2 separate regions of the Homo sapiens genome follow, and region 1 is linked to region 2. Evidence: chromatin contacts called from ENCODE Hi-C or POLR2A ChIA-PET data. All regions are on one chromosome and are shown on one strand. The core of a region is the stretch at or near the end of the contact, and the rest is flanking DNA. Distances in the headings are between cores, read along the strand shown. Region 1 has its middle 75 kb from the start of IKZF1. Region 2 overlaps SPMIP7 (sperm microtubule inner protein 7).

The links. A loop is a pair of places that touch in the nucleus more often than their neighbours do. ChIA-PET counts read pairs that join two places held with the same protein, here RNA polymerase II (POLR2A). Pooled maps may share reads with other maps.
Region 1: a loop to region 2 is called in a pooled map, with 2.6 times the contacts of the local background. The contact joins two enhancer-like sites. A Hi-C loop is called at or near these places in 7 of 50 pooled maps. POLR2A ChIA-PET finds 5 or more read pairs at or near these places in 4 of 52 experiments (GM12878, OCI-LY7, T-cell and 1 more).

The regions. Positions count from the first base shown.
Region 1 is chr7:50,226,520-50,233,242 of GRCh38, reverse strand. No RefSeq gene overlaps it. Among named protein-coding and RNA genes, the nearest start is that of IKZF1, 75 kb to the left of the region's middle. Within about 2 kb of position 5,447, at least 3 of the 41 ENCODE cell types and tissues checked have a DNase peak (open chromatin) inside an H3K27ac peak, as active enhancers do.
Region 2 is chr7:50,138,238-50,144,916 of GRCh38, reverse strand. It overlaps SPMIP7 (sperm microtubule inner protein 7), which reads right to left. Exons shown (of 9, transcript NM_001161834.3): 6 at 4,736-4,777; 7 at 3,529-3,636. Among named protein-coding and RNA genes, the nearest start is that of SPMIP7, 46 kb to the right of the region's middle. Within about 2 kb of position 3,581, at least 2 of the 41 ENCODE cell types and tissues checked have a DNase peak (open chromatin) inside an H3K27ac peak, as active enhancers do.

The sequences.
Region 1 (6,723 bases), core at 4,198-6,697, 86 kb before region 2:
AAACAGGGAGCCAGATCATGAGTGAACTCCCATTCACAATTGCTTCAAAGGGAATAAAATACCTAGGAATCCAACTTACAAGGGATGTGAAGGACCTCTTCAAGGAAACTACAAACTGCTCAACGAAATAAAAGAGGACACAAACAAATTGAAGAACATTCCATGCTCATGGATAGGAAGAATCAATATCTTGAAAGTGGCCATACTGCCCAAGGTAATTTATAGATTCAATGCCATCCCCATCAAGCTACCAATGACTTTCTTCACAGAATTGGAAAAAACTACTTTAAAGTTCATATGGAACCAAAAAAGAGCCTGCATAGCCAAGACAATCCTAAGCAAAAAGAACAAAGCTGGAGGCATCATGCTACCTGACTTCAAACTATACTACAAGGCTACAGTAACCAAAACGGCATGGTACTGGTACCAAAACAGAGACACAGACCAATGGAACAGAACAGAGCCTTCAGAAATAATACCACACATCTACAAACATCTGATCTTTGACAAACCTGAGAAAAACAAGCAATGGGGAAAGGATTCCCTATTTAATAAATGGTGCTGGGAAAACTGGCTAGCCATATGTAGAAAGCTGAAACTGGATCCCTTCCTTACACCTTATACAAAAATTAATTCAAGATGGATTAAAGACTTAAATGTTAGACCTAAAACCATAAAAACCCTGGAAGAAAACCTAGGCAATACCATTCAGGACATAAGCATGGGCAAGGACTTCATGTCTAAAACACCAAAAGCAATGGCAACAAAAGACAAAATTGACAAATGGGATCTAATTAAACTAAAGAGCTTCTGCACAGCAAAAGAAACTACCATCAGAGTGAACAGGCAACCTACAAAATGGGAGAAAATTTTTGCAATCTACCCATCTGACAAAGGACTAATATCCAGAAATCTACAAAGAACTTAAACAAATTTACAAGAAAAAAATCAAACAACCCCATCAAAAAATGGGTGAAGGATATGAACAGACACTTCTCAAAAGAAGATATTCATGCAGCCAAAAGACACATGAAAAAATGCTCATCATCACTGGCCATCAGAGAAATGCAAATCAAAACCACAATAAGATACCATCTCACACCAGTTAGAATGGCAATCATTAAAAAGTCAGGAAACAACAGGTGCTGGAGAGGATGTGGAGAAATAGGAACACTATTACACTGTTGGTGGGACTGTAAACTAGTTCAACCATTGTGGAAGACAGTGTGGCAATTCCTCAAGGATCTAGAACTAGAAATACCATTTGACCCAGCCATCCCATTACTGGGTATATACCCAAAGGATTATCAATCATGCTGCTATAAAGACACATGCACACGTATGTTTATTGTGGCAGTATTCACACTAGCAAAGACTTGGAACCAACCCAAATGTCCATCAATGATAGACTAGATTAAGAAAATGTGGCACATATACACCATGGAATACTATTCAGCCGTAAAAAAGGATGAGTTCCTGTCCTTTGTAGGGACATGGATGAAGCTGGAAACCATCATTCTCGGCAAACTATCGCAAGGACAGAAAACCAAACACTGCATGTTCTCACTCATAGGTGGGAATTGAACAGTGAGAACACTTGGACACGGGAAGGGGAACATCACACACTGAGGTCTGTCGTGGGGTGGGGGATGGGGAAGGGATAGCATTAGGAGATATACCTAATTAAATGATGAGTTAATGGGTGCAGCACACCATCATGGCACATGTATACATATGTAACAAACCTGCACATTGTGCACGTGTACCCTAGAACTTAAAGTATAATAATAATTACAAAAAAAGAAAATAGGATAACATTAGGTGCAAAAACTATTCAAACCAATAAGAGATTTTAGCAAATTGGACAGACATGAGGAACTTTCTTAAATATTAACAAATAAATAGCTGGAAAAATATTTTTAGAAGATCTGATTGACAGGGCCAACATAAGAAAAAATGAAAACTATTATAGTAAATATATGAAAACAAAACAAGAACACTTCAGACCTTTGCTACTGGACAGAAGAGAAATGCTTAAGTAAATGGACAAGCCAGATTAGGGCAGTGCCCCTCACCAGGCAGAGGGAGTACGATGGAAGACAGAAATCAGATATCTGTTCCCCAGAATCTGATTTGCTATAAGGAGAAGCTGGAAGTCTCAGCCTTGATCTTCTACCTCCTCCTATACTGGGAAACACAGTCTGGCCTGTGGAAGCTTGGGCCTTAGGGCTGGAACTCCAACCACTAAGAAGTTTCTCAACTATGCAGTCTTCCTGAGTTTATGCAGGAGGGAAGAGAAAGCCCAGTTTAGGACTCACGCTCTATGCCACATTCTCTAGTCTATCTGTTATTACTGCAGTGTTGCAATTGTTGCTTTGCCATTTAATAAAGTGAGCAGTTGTTTTTCATGTAGGGAAAATGTGGTACTCAATTCTTAGGTTCAAACATCTATGACTACCCTCCCAAACCCATAACTACATTTTTTTTTTTTGAGTTCACTTCTTCTTAAAAGACAAAATGAAGGTAACGATCTATAGAAAAATAGCCCAGGTCTGACGTCAAAAGGGGCAAAAAAAGTTTGTTGCCTATTTTGTAACTCTTGAGCAGATTTTTCCCTTTTTAAAACTCTGTTTTTTTTTAAATCTAGAATGTATTCAAGTATTAATTTTTTAACCAATGTTTATATTAACTTGCTATGTGCTAAGTACTATGTTAAGTGTGTGGATAAAATGAAGACTATATATGTGTATGTATATATGTATTTGTGTTGTCTTGTATGTATGCACACACATGTATATCCCAATTAAGAAAAGTACTTATATAAGGAAAAAAGACAGTAAAAGAACACATGACAATTCTGGGAGGTAGTATTACAGGTGATTTTAAGATTTTTTTTTCAAATGCTTATAAAGAGCATGGATTATTATTTATTATCTAGAAAAATATTTTGGGGAATTTTTTAAAGCTATAGAGATTTGAATTGCTGAATTGCAATCTCTATTGTTCGCTTCATGCATGAATTCCACATTAAATGGGAACTCGATTTGTAAAAACCACTGTCAGAACATGATTTAACACTACTGCCAGCTGGTGGTGGGTTACTATAATTGCAGGTTTAGTTATTTTATGCCATGACTAGCTTCTAGGTAAATTTGATTCCTGAATTCTTCTCTTCCGTGACATGTCATGGTCAGAGGCACATGTCATCCTATTAGATATCTTATTTATTTAATGGAGGAGAGCTGTGTTTGAGCTCTGATGAGCAGCCTGGTCTTCAAAATACCCAATCATCCACTCGTAATGGGGTTTCCCTAAAAAGATGCATTAAAAATGGTTTGGAGACAGGGAAACACATTATAAAATTAACAGACTAGCCCTGGCAAGAAATAACAAGCCCTGGCAAGAATAGAGCCTTGCCTAAATTAACCAATGATCTTTCTTTCCCTTGCCTCTGGATAGTTCTCCAAAGCAAGGTAATTTGTTTCTTTCCATCCTGGGTCCTTTATAGGCTAGGGTCTAAATATTGACCTCTCAGTTTTCTATACATATTACCATTTTTGCACCCAGCTGATCTCTGGATGATTAAATTTTTCCAAGAATATCTTCATTAAGCCTCTCTTATGTAAAAAATAAAATCTCTAGAGATGATTTTTGATTCTTAAGCCTCATAAAGCCAAAACCAAACAAAATCAATACCAACTCCTCTCAGACTACATATTGTAATTTTTCCACCCTGGATGAAATTGGTGTTCCTAACAAAATTTCCTTAAATAGTTTGATCATTCCTGCACCCTTCCTCTTTCCCATCACCCCCATCACCAAGTTCCAGTTCAGGGATGCCTAGTCCATGTTTTAGAATTCTAACTTACCTTTGAAAATTTCACCAGAAGGAAAGAATTTAATGTTTCCAATTAATCAATAACATAGACTGAAGATGAAGATGGGGGATCACTAAATAAACAAGTGAGGAAAAAGTAAACACAAACACTGAGTTTTCCCAAAGCTAGGTGCATGTTTTCTTATATGTTTACACACCAAATATTGGAATGCAGAGCATGATCTGTATGTGATTAATATGTATGTTTTGATCATGCAATGCCTTCCAATATCAGAAAGGTTAACACGTGAGAAATTAGTCTGTAGTATTTCCCCAACATGAATGTTTACAAATATTATTACATCTATGATAGTTTTACAATCAATGGCATCCTGGAATGAAGAAAATGGAGTATCCTTCCTTCATGATCAGCCCTGTCTTGATGATGAATGTGAACAATTGAATGTTTGGCAGAGCATTTTGAGCACTTCAGTAATGCAGAATGACCACTCTGCTTTGGATCGTTTGCAAAATTCAGCCACAAAGCAAAGCCATGTCTGGAGCCAATGGGAGGTCTATATTTACATTTTAGGACGAGACTTGCTTCCTTTAAGCCTTAAAATACTGCTGAAGATTGAGAGAAAAGAGGAACACTTCTAACTGGAAGGGGTTTGTTTTGCTTTTCTCATTTAAAAAGACAAATTTAGTTAAAATTTTAAAATAATCTAACAAGATAAAGATGAAGTTTCCTATAACTACAAACACAAATTAAAATAAAATTCTGGGTTTTTGCTAGAGATGAGATTGGGTGTGGACAAGATGGGATTTTTAAGGAGACTTTTGTGTGTAATCTATTATTACTTTTGTCTTTGAAATGAATACATTGAAGAAGTCATTAACAATTAGCTACTGCCAAAAAGAATTGTTGTATTGGCTCTTGTGCAGGCTGACATGCTTCTCATTCACTAAAGGGGGAGCGGGATGGAGAACGCCGAGCTCTCCACAGAAGTTGGAGGTGTTTGGAAAGTTCCTCCAGAACACCAGCTGCCTACATGACAGTCACATTCAGTAGGAGAACACGGGCACATGTGCTATGCTTCAGGATAGATATTCTCCTGGATTTGAACTGTAATGAGATTAATGCAGAAAAACAGCAAGACAGGAAATATATGTTGATTTTGATACTAACTGTGGCAGTTAAACCACAATTATCTTTGCACAATAGTGTTCAGTGCTTATGTAGTTAAATAAGTGGAATTTTTAAATACATGGATTTTCTTCCCATTTTAAAAAGGAGCATGTCAGGAAGTATTACAATCTATGACAGAAAGGACAAAATGAGGAAGGTGACGTTTAGCTGAAAATAGGAAACTGATTCTAAGAACTGCCAACTTGAAACCCAAATCCTGATTCCCTCCACTAGATAATGACGCAAGGAGTTCCTCTGTATTCACAGCAGCTCAGATAACTTAGCTGTTTTGTAAGAATCCCCAGGAGTTGGAAACCTTAGTTCCAAACAGAAAATATTTGGTACTTACCACCCACTTAAGCAAATAATGAGAATCGCTGCCCCTCCCTCAGTTTCCGAGTAACTCAGAGCTCCCTCTACCAAGGACACCGGGGACATGGAACCTAGCAGCCAAGTGCTCGCTTTGCTTAGATCTGAAGACCTAGTTCTGGGAATTTTTGCTTGTAAATATAGAAGACAGTATGGTACAGTGGAAAGAGCGCTGATTGTGGAATCACAGACTTTGCTAGGAGCTTTGTGTCTGCCATTTATGTATTGTCCTTGGACCAGTAAGTCCCTTGCTTTCTGGAAGTGTGGCAAGGGGACCAGTATTAGCTGTATAGCTCCTAAGATTGTTATAAGAATCAAAATAAGACAATGATAGAAAAAGTGCTATGGGCATTATGACATTCCTGACATTATCATTATTATTAAGGAATTTGAGTTTAGAGTTTATTTAGAGTACTCTAATTTTTAAACTATGAATATCCTCTTTGTATAAAATCAGGCCATTTTCTGGTATTTTCCTAATTCTAATTTTCTGTCAAATCTTCCAATATAGGTGAATGAGAGAACAGATATATTTCAAGCTAACTGGAGTAAACCTATATGTTATCTAACATTACTCTCCTTACCATGTATGCAAATTAGCCATTAGGTTAAACCATATTAAATTGCTAATTATGGAGGTAAAAATAATTCAGTATTGGCTATTGTAAACTTTTCAACCTAATACTACCATTCTCATCATATAAATGAATCAGATGGGATGTACAGAGCTAAGAAGATAAGAGATAAGAAAATCAGCCCAAATTTGATTCTTTCTGAAGTGAAACAGAGGACGGCAGAACAGAAATTTGATCTCAGGGCCCCTCTGCATCTAAAGCCTCTGCACCATATTGACAGCAATTAAAAGTCAGCTTAGTAAATTTTCTCTGTTGCCTGGGATGTAATTTTACTGGGCTTGAGATGAATCAGCACAGCCTGAAACTCTTACCTCCCCACTCATCCTGGGCTTCATTTTGCTTTTATCAGGGATTCCCCACACTTTCCATCACCAGCACTGGGCCACTCCAGTCTGCACCTTTCTGGCTCGGAACACAGCCTGAGGAGCCATCTTCGCTGTATTAGTTCCACAAGTGTCATTCTAATCATCAAGCATCTGCTCATATTTTTGACCTTGATTATATGTCCTTTTCATCTTAAGCACTTTCTTTGAGAATTCAAACCCAAGCTACGTGTTTGAGCATTATCCAAACCTCTGAGCACACTTTCTTTTGAGAGCCTTGGACCTTGGAATGCTACCTCTTTTTTGTTTGTTTTTTTGATTGCTTTGACACTGATGAGACTGTGCCTAGAAATCTGAGTTTTAGAGAGATACTCTTTGTTTGTAAAGGAG
Region 2 (6,679 bases), core at 2,332-4,831:
CGGATGAATTTGCATCATTTTAAAAAAATTCCTGAACACTACCCAGATCCGGTCAACAGTTCATGTTTGTTGAAGAAACAAAGATAATTGTTTAGCTATACTGAGCTTCAATAATTTTTGTTGAACCCAATGACTATTTTGGATTCTTTCTATTTCCTAAACTAGTCTCAAGTTATAATAAGTTAGGAACTGCAGTAGAAACTGCGTTAACATTTTGAGTTCCTGAACTCTAAATGCCATTTAGTAACTGGGCATGCCTACCAAATTCAAAAATAATTTTAATAAGAAAACTCAGGCAACAATTTCATTTTTAGTGATTTGTTCCAAAAGAATGCATGGATAAGTGTACAAACATATATGTAGAGGCTGTTTTTGCTATATTGTTTACAACAAGAAAAGTATTCAGGGCTTGGGCAATATAAACTTGTTATAGATTTGGTGGGATACATCTAGCCATTAAAAAGATTTTAATATGCAAAAATATCTAGTGCATATTTCAATCTTACATACACACATACACTCCACCTATCCATGCACACACAATACACTTGTACATATATGTTGCACACATTCATAAATGCATGAGGGGAAGAGTCTAAAAAGAAATCAAACTTTTAATATTGGGATTGAAAATGAAAGAGATATTTTACTTTCTACACTTCAAAAATATCTGAATTATTTTCATAATGAACACTTTTGGAAAAAAGTTATTTGTGGAGCTTCAATGTTACTATTAAAGGTGAGCATAAATACTGAGCATAACCATTGGCTCACCAAACCTCTGTAAATTCACATAACACTTCAAGAAAATGATAGCCATAAGTTTAAGAACTTTTTAAGAATGTTTACATATTCTGACCCCAGAATCCTTTTGAAGGAATGTCACTTAAGTAAATAATTTCAAATCAAGAAAGAGTCATATAAAGAATATGGAAACAATTTACATATGTAACCTAAGTGAATGAGGCAGTTACAGTACATCTACACAAATAGAAGCTATGATAAGCTCATAAAAACATGTACCCATAATTATGTGGTAATGTTATAGTGGTAAAAATGTTCTGTGTAGTGTGATCATAGCTATGTAAATATACAAAAGCAAGATTAGAAGTGTGTATGACAGATGGAAATATGCCAAAATGTTAATAATGGTTATGAATAAGAGTTTGGTTATATTGTCATTGTTATTAATATTTCTATACTTTTTCTTTAATGATCAGATTCAGTTCTACAATAAAAATAAAAACTACTATTTTTAAGCTATTAGCACAATCACTACCAATATAAAAAACACAGAGCATGTCAGATGACTTAGTAACCATAAAACAAAATCAACTAATGAAGGAAATTTTTAAAACTTTTGCCCTGTAGAAAAATTGGTGATTCCAATGCTGAAGCCACTTGAACTAGAGAGTAAATGGCCTTGACCCTTGCCTGAAATACGGTTTTTGGGCCGGGTGTGGTGGCTGACACCTTAATCCCAGCACTTTGGGAGGCCGAGGCAGGCGGATCACTTGAGGTCAGGAGTTTCAGACCAGCCTGGCCAACATGGCGAAACCCCCATCTCTACTAAAAATACAAAAAATTAGCCAGGCATGGTGGTGTGCACCTGTAATTCCTGCTACTCAGGAGGCTGATGCAGGAGAATCACTTGAACCCGGGAGGCAGAGGTTGCAGTGAGCCGAGATCACGCCACTGCACTTCAGCCTGGGTGACAGAGTGAGACTCTTGTCTCAAAAAAAAAAAAAAAAAAAAAATGGCTTTCACTGAAAAGGCAGGGGTATAGCAGTGTTTCCCAGCCATGATTAAGTGCCACCAATCATTAAAAAGGACCCTAAAGATACTATCATAAAGCCATTTCTCTTCAAGAAACTTTAAGATGAAAAAAATTCAAGAAGAGACATATTTGCTTTCAATAGGATGGCTCTCTGTACCTTACTTGGCACAAAGTAGGCGCATGTGCTCCTATGCAAATGACATCATATTGTTTATATTCTCCTGTACTTTGCTTTGTAGCTCAAGCAGTATTGTGGAAACTACATAATAATTTGTTTAGAGATTCATATGTATGTATCAAAACTAGAAAGAAAAGTAAGCAAAAGAAAGGCATAAAGTCTAATGAGTATAGCTTCTGAGCTGGGGAAGCAGAAGGCATGGGCAATGAGATTGGGGCCACACACATGGCTGAAAAGATTTGAGTAAGATTCTGTATGTTACTAGGTGGGGGATACACAGGAGTTTACTTACGTTATTTGATATGTTATATGTGACACTATATCTTTCTGTGTCTATAAATATTTTATAAATAAAAATGAAAAACATTTCTTTGTGTTAACAGGTTAAGATTCCGTTAAAAATTGAAAGCGAATCAAAAGAAGAAACTTTGCAACCTTGGAGGCCCTCTAGTGCCCAAATCAGGTAAGTACAGTTAATATCTTCAATTCTTTTATATGATTCGCTCAAAATATCATTTGCTTAAAAACAGAAATTAACAGCAAGATGAGGCAGGAATGCTATATGCCCAAATTTATTGAAGTTAAGTGGTTCATTTTTACACCAAATCTTTAAAATGTTGCCATACTGCTCTTCACTCTCTTTGAAGAAATGACCCCAAATAATATGTTTTGATTCTTTAGAAAGAATATTTCATACAACATTTCAAAATTTAGATATACGTATCAAAGAAGAAACAATCCTAAATTGTTGTGCCTGAATATTTTAAATTAGCTTTCTTCCTATATCCTTCCTTTAGATTTTTAGAATTATTATGTGTAGTAGCAATGATTTCCTTGCAGAATGTATGGAAGAATCCAGCCCACTGACTCCTTCCTCAGGACGAAGCACAGCACGACAGCCTTCAAGTTCCTATGTGTAAAAGTGATTCCTCTCGGCTGGGCGCGGTGGTTCACTCCTGTAATCCCAGCACTTTGGGAAGCCGAGGCGGGCGGATCACAGGGTCAGGAGATCGAGACCATCCTGGCTAACACAGTGAAACCCCCTCTCTACTAAAAATAGAAAAAATTAGCAGGGCGTGATGGCAGGCGCCTGTAGTCCCAGCTACTGGGAGGATGAGGCAGGAGAATGGCGTGAATCCAGGAGGCGGTGTCTGCAGTGAGCCGAGATTGCACCACCGCACTCCAGCCTGGGCGACTGAGCGAGACTCCGTCTCAAAAAAAAAAAAAAAAAAAAGTGATTCCTCTCTGTTAGTGATCTGCCGCGTCTCAGATACTTTACAAACATTATTGATCCCCCCACGATCACCTTGCTTGGTGGCATTTTTTTTCTCACAAGTTTCAGATGAAGAAACTGAAGTCACAGAGATAAAGTGACTTGCTCAAGGGCCCCAAGTGAGTCAATCCCCAAAATCTCCTTTGTGACAAACCACATTTCTTTTAGGAAGCAGGTATCTTTCTTCTTCAGCAATGTTCAATAAAAGCCACGTTTAAATTCCTTCATTTATGGTAAAGTCCATCATCATGTTTCATCCTTAGTAATAAAACAAGTGAAATAATCATGAATGGAACTCACCGACTTGTGTTTGTATAAAGAGGCTTAGAGTACCGCTGCTTGGCTAGCGATGCGATGTCTCCCAAGGGGTTGTCAACATCATCAGCATTTGTAGACTGCACATGACCACTGTTAGAATGGAAAGGAAAGAAGGCATATATTTCTGTATAAGAAACATAGAAGAAACCATTGAACAGTATTCTAACTTCCAAAGGAAATTTATTTGCCAAAGTAGATCAAAGGCTCAAAATGCAAAATGTAAAGCATAATGATAGAACAATTTTCCTTAAAAAATATAAAGATAATTTTCTCTTCTTCAGAATGAGCGGTGGCATGCTCCTTGATCTTAAGTTTGAGCCAGAGTGACAGTAAGGGCTGTTTTGTGTTTCTGAACAAAGAAGCGGGCTGTTCCTGCAGCCCCAGCACAACTCCTTTGGAGACCGGCTGGAGGCTGGGCAAGGAAGAGGCTGGTGTGTGCCAGAGATTATAAGGCTCCTGGTGAATGGAAACCCTCACAGGTGCAGAGGAGCTTGGGCAACAAGCCACGTGCCCCTGGGCCTGAGAGAAAGTTGAGAGGCTGAGTTAATGCCAATCAGAGAGTTTCAAGGACTTCTGGGGCCACTGGTAGAAACACTAGTCAACTGCAGAACTGAAGAGGCCGAGTAATGAGAGGGGTGGGCCAGGACTAAAGGTCCAGATCCCTCCTCCATATTCTTGGATCTACTTTGTTTTGTTTCAAGGTTCTTCTTCCATCTAAAAACCAGGAGAAGACCCCAACTGGCAGATAATGTACTTTTTTTTGCCATCCATGGAAAGCCGGCATTAAATGTAGAAATTAAGAGGTGATATTTCCATGCTGTTAATGAGCATCTCATCCCTTCTGCAATTATAACAGTTTTTGTGATTCATAACACTCAATAGTGGTAGCATCCAAGGTATTTTATTTCAAAAGGTAATGTATTTGGAAAAACAGAAAAATACCACTCTTTCTCTCTTTCTTTCCTTCCTTCCTTCTTTGTTTCTTTCTTTTCTTTCTTTCTTTCATCAAAATCAAACCTTAGATGGGACTTCTGACATTAAACAGGCACTGTGTGCCACACAAACATTAGAAATGTGTTACAATATATAAGTTGTCTTAAAAAGTGAATACAACATGCGTGAGCTGAAAGCAACTACAACCAAAATATAAATCTAAAATTTTTTTACAAGACTGAGAAACATTACTTACGTATAGAGAGGAATATATTTACTTCTAGAACTTGAACTCACACTTCAAAAAAGAGAAGAGAGGCAACTGGGTTATTTATATTAAGTTAATAAACATCAAATTATTACAGTATTTCTCTAATTAAGACAAAAGCCTTCACAGATATCTCATAGGAATTGTCCTTTAAAGGTTTGTGATTTTAAACAGAGACTATTTAAGGATGTAGTTTGCTTTCTCCAGAATGTCAAATAAATGGAATCATATAATAAATTTTTGGGTCTGGCTGCTTTCAAAATGTATTTCAGATTCATTTATATTGTTGTGTGTTGTGTTTGTTCTTTTTCATTGCTGAGTAGTATTCCATTGTATGGGCATACTCTAGTATCTTTATCTATTTACCTGCTGAAGGGCATCTTGGTTGTTTCTGGGTTTTGGAGATCATGAATAAAGCTGTTATAAACGTTCACATATAGGTCTTTGTGTGAGCTCTTGGAAGGAACATTTACGTACAGGAGGCTTCCACTGTGAATAGTATGCTGAAGAATTCTGAGATGTGGCAGTGCTGACTAACCCACATAGCTTTTCATTTGCCAGCTGACTTATAATCAACAAATTAAGTGGATCTATGTAAACTGGAATAAAAAAATTATCATCTCCCTGAGCTATTTGCCATTTTACCACATGATATGTAAATTAAAAATACCAATATACCAATAAAGTTTTAGAACTAACATTCACATGTTAAGAATTAGTAGAAAAAAATTACATTTTAAAAAATGTATTCAAATGGAATTATCATCAACTTCAGCTTGCTATATGAACAAGAATCTTTTTTTTTCTTTTTTTTTTTTTTGAGATGGTGCCTCGCTCTAGTCACCTAGGCTGGAGTACAGTGGTGCAATCTTGGCTCACTGTAACCTCCGTCTCCCGGGTTCAAGTGATTCTCCTGCCTCAGCCTCTCGAGTAGCAGTGATTACAGGCACGTGCCACCACACCCAGCTAATTTTTGCAGTTTTAGTAGAGACGGGGTTTCACCACGTTGGCCAGGATGGTCTCAATCTCCTGACCTCGTGATCTGCCTGCCTCGGCCTCCCAAAATGCTGGGATTACAGGTGTGAGCCCCCACACCTGGTCAATAATGTTAAATTTTTAAATATTTCAATCTTTTATTTAAACGATTACCATTCAATTTACACGTTGGAGTCTATAGTGGGGTATTTTACACATTTGGCAAAACCATACTTTAAATAAATTTTATCAAAAATCTTGCACATCATTTTTAGATATGGTTCAATAAAATGGTAGTTTTCTGACAAGACTCAATATTCTTCTCCGTACTGTCACTATTTGCATTTCTAGATCCAGTAGTCAGACTTGAGTACAGCGTTGTGTATTTCCATTTCATTCCTTTTTCTACCAATTACCAAAAAAAAAAAAATCCCATTTAAAGGTCACTTTATACTGCTTTTATTGAAGTGGTGCAATTGTTAAAGATTTTAAAAATGGTATCCTTGATATTGATTTTCGATCATTAAAATTTAGCAAAAACTCTCATTAATTTTGCTGTGGACTAATATCTCCTACATTTTGCTTTAAATTTAATTTGGATTAGGTAAATATAAAGTTAAATATATAAGGTTAACCATTCCACTGAGGCGATGATCAAATTGATCTTCTAAAAACCAGAAAATCAGATGAAATTCCAGAGAGCAAAAGATGGAATGAATAATTTTTTCTGGAGTGGCATGTGTTTTTCGTATGTGATGTCTGTCTGTCTCATGCTATTCTTCATAATTGCCCATGGTAGTTATTGAAAAATACATAGTTACATTTTAAAATTCCATGTGATTCACTTTTATATTTCCTATTCAACTTCATTTTTGCAAATGCTCATTGTGACTCAGCACTCACAGGCTTTAGCCAACAGGCCTACAAATCACTCATTAAACTATTTAGTAAGATCCT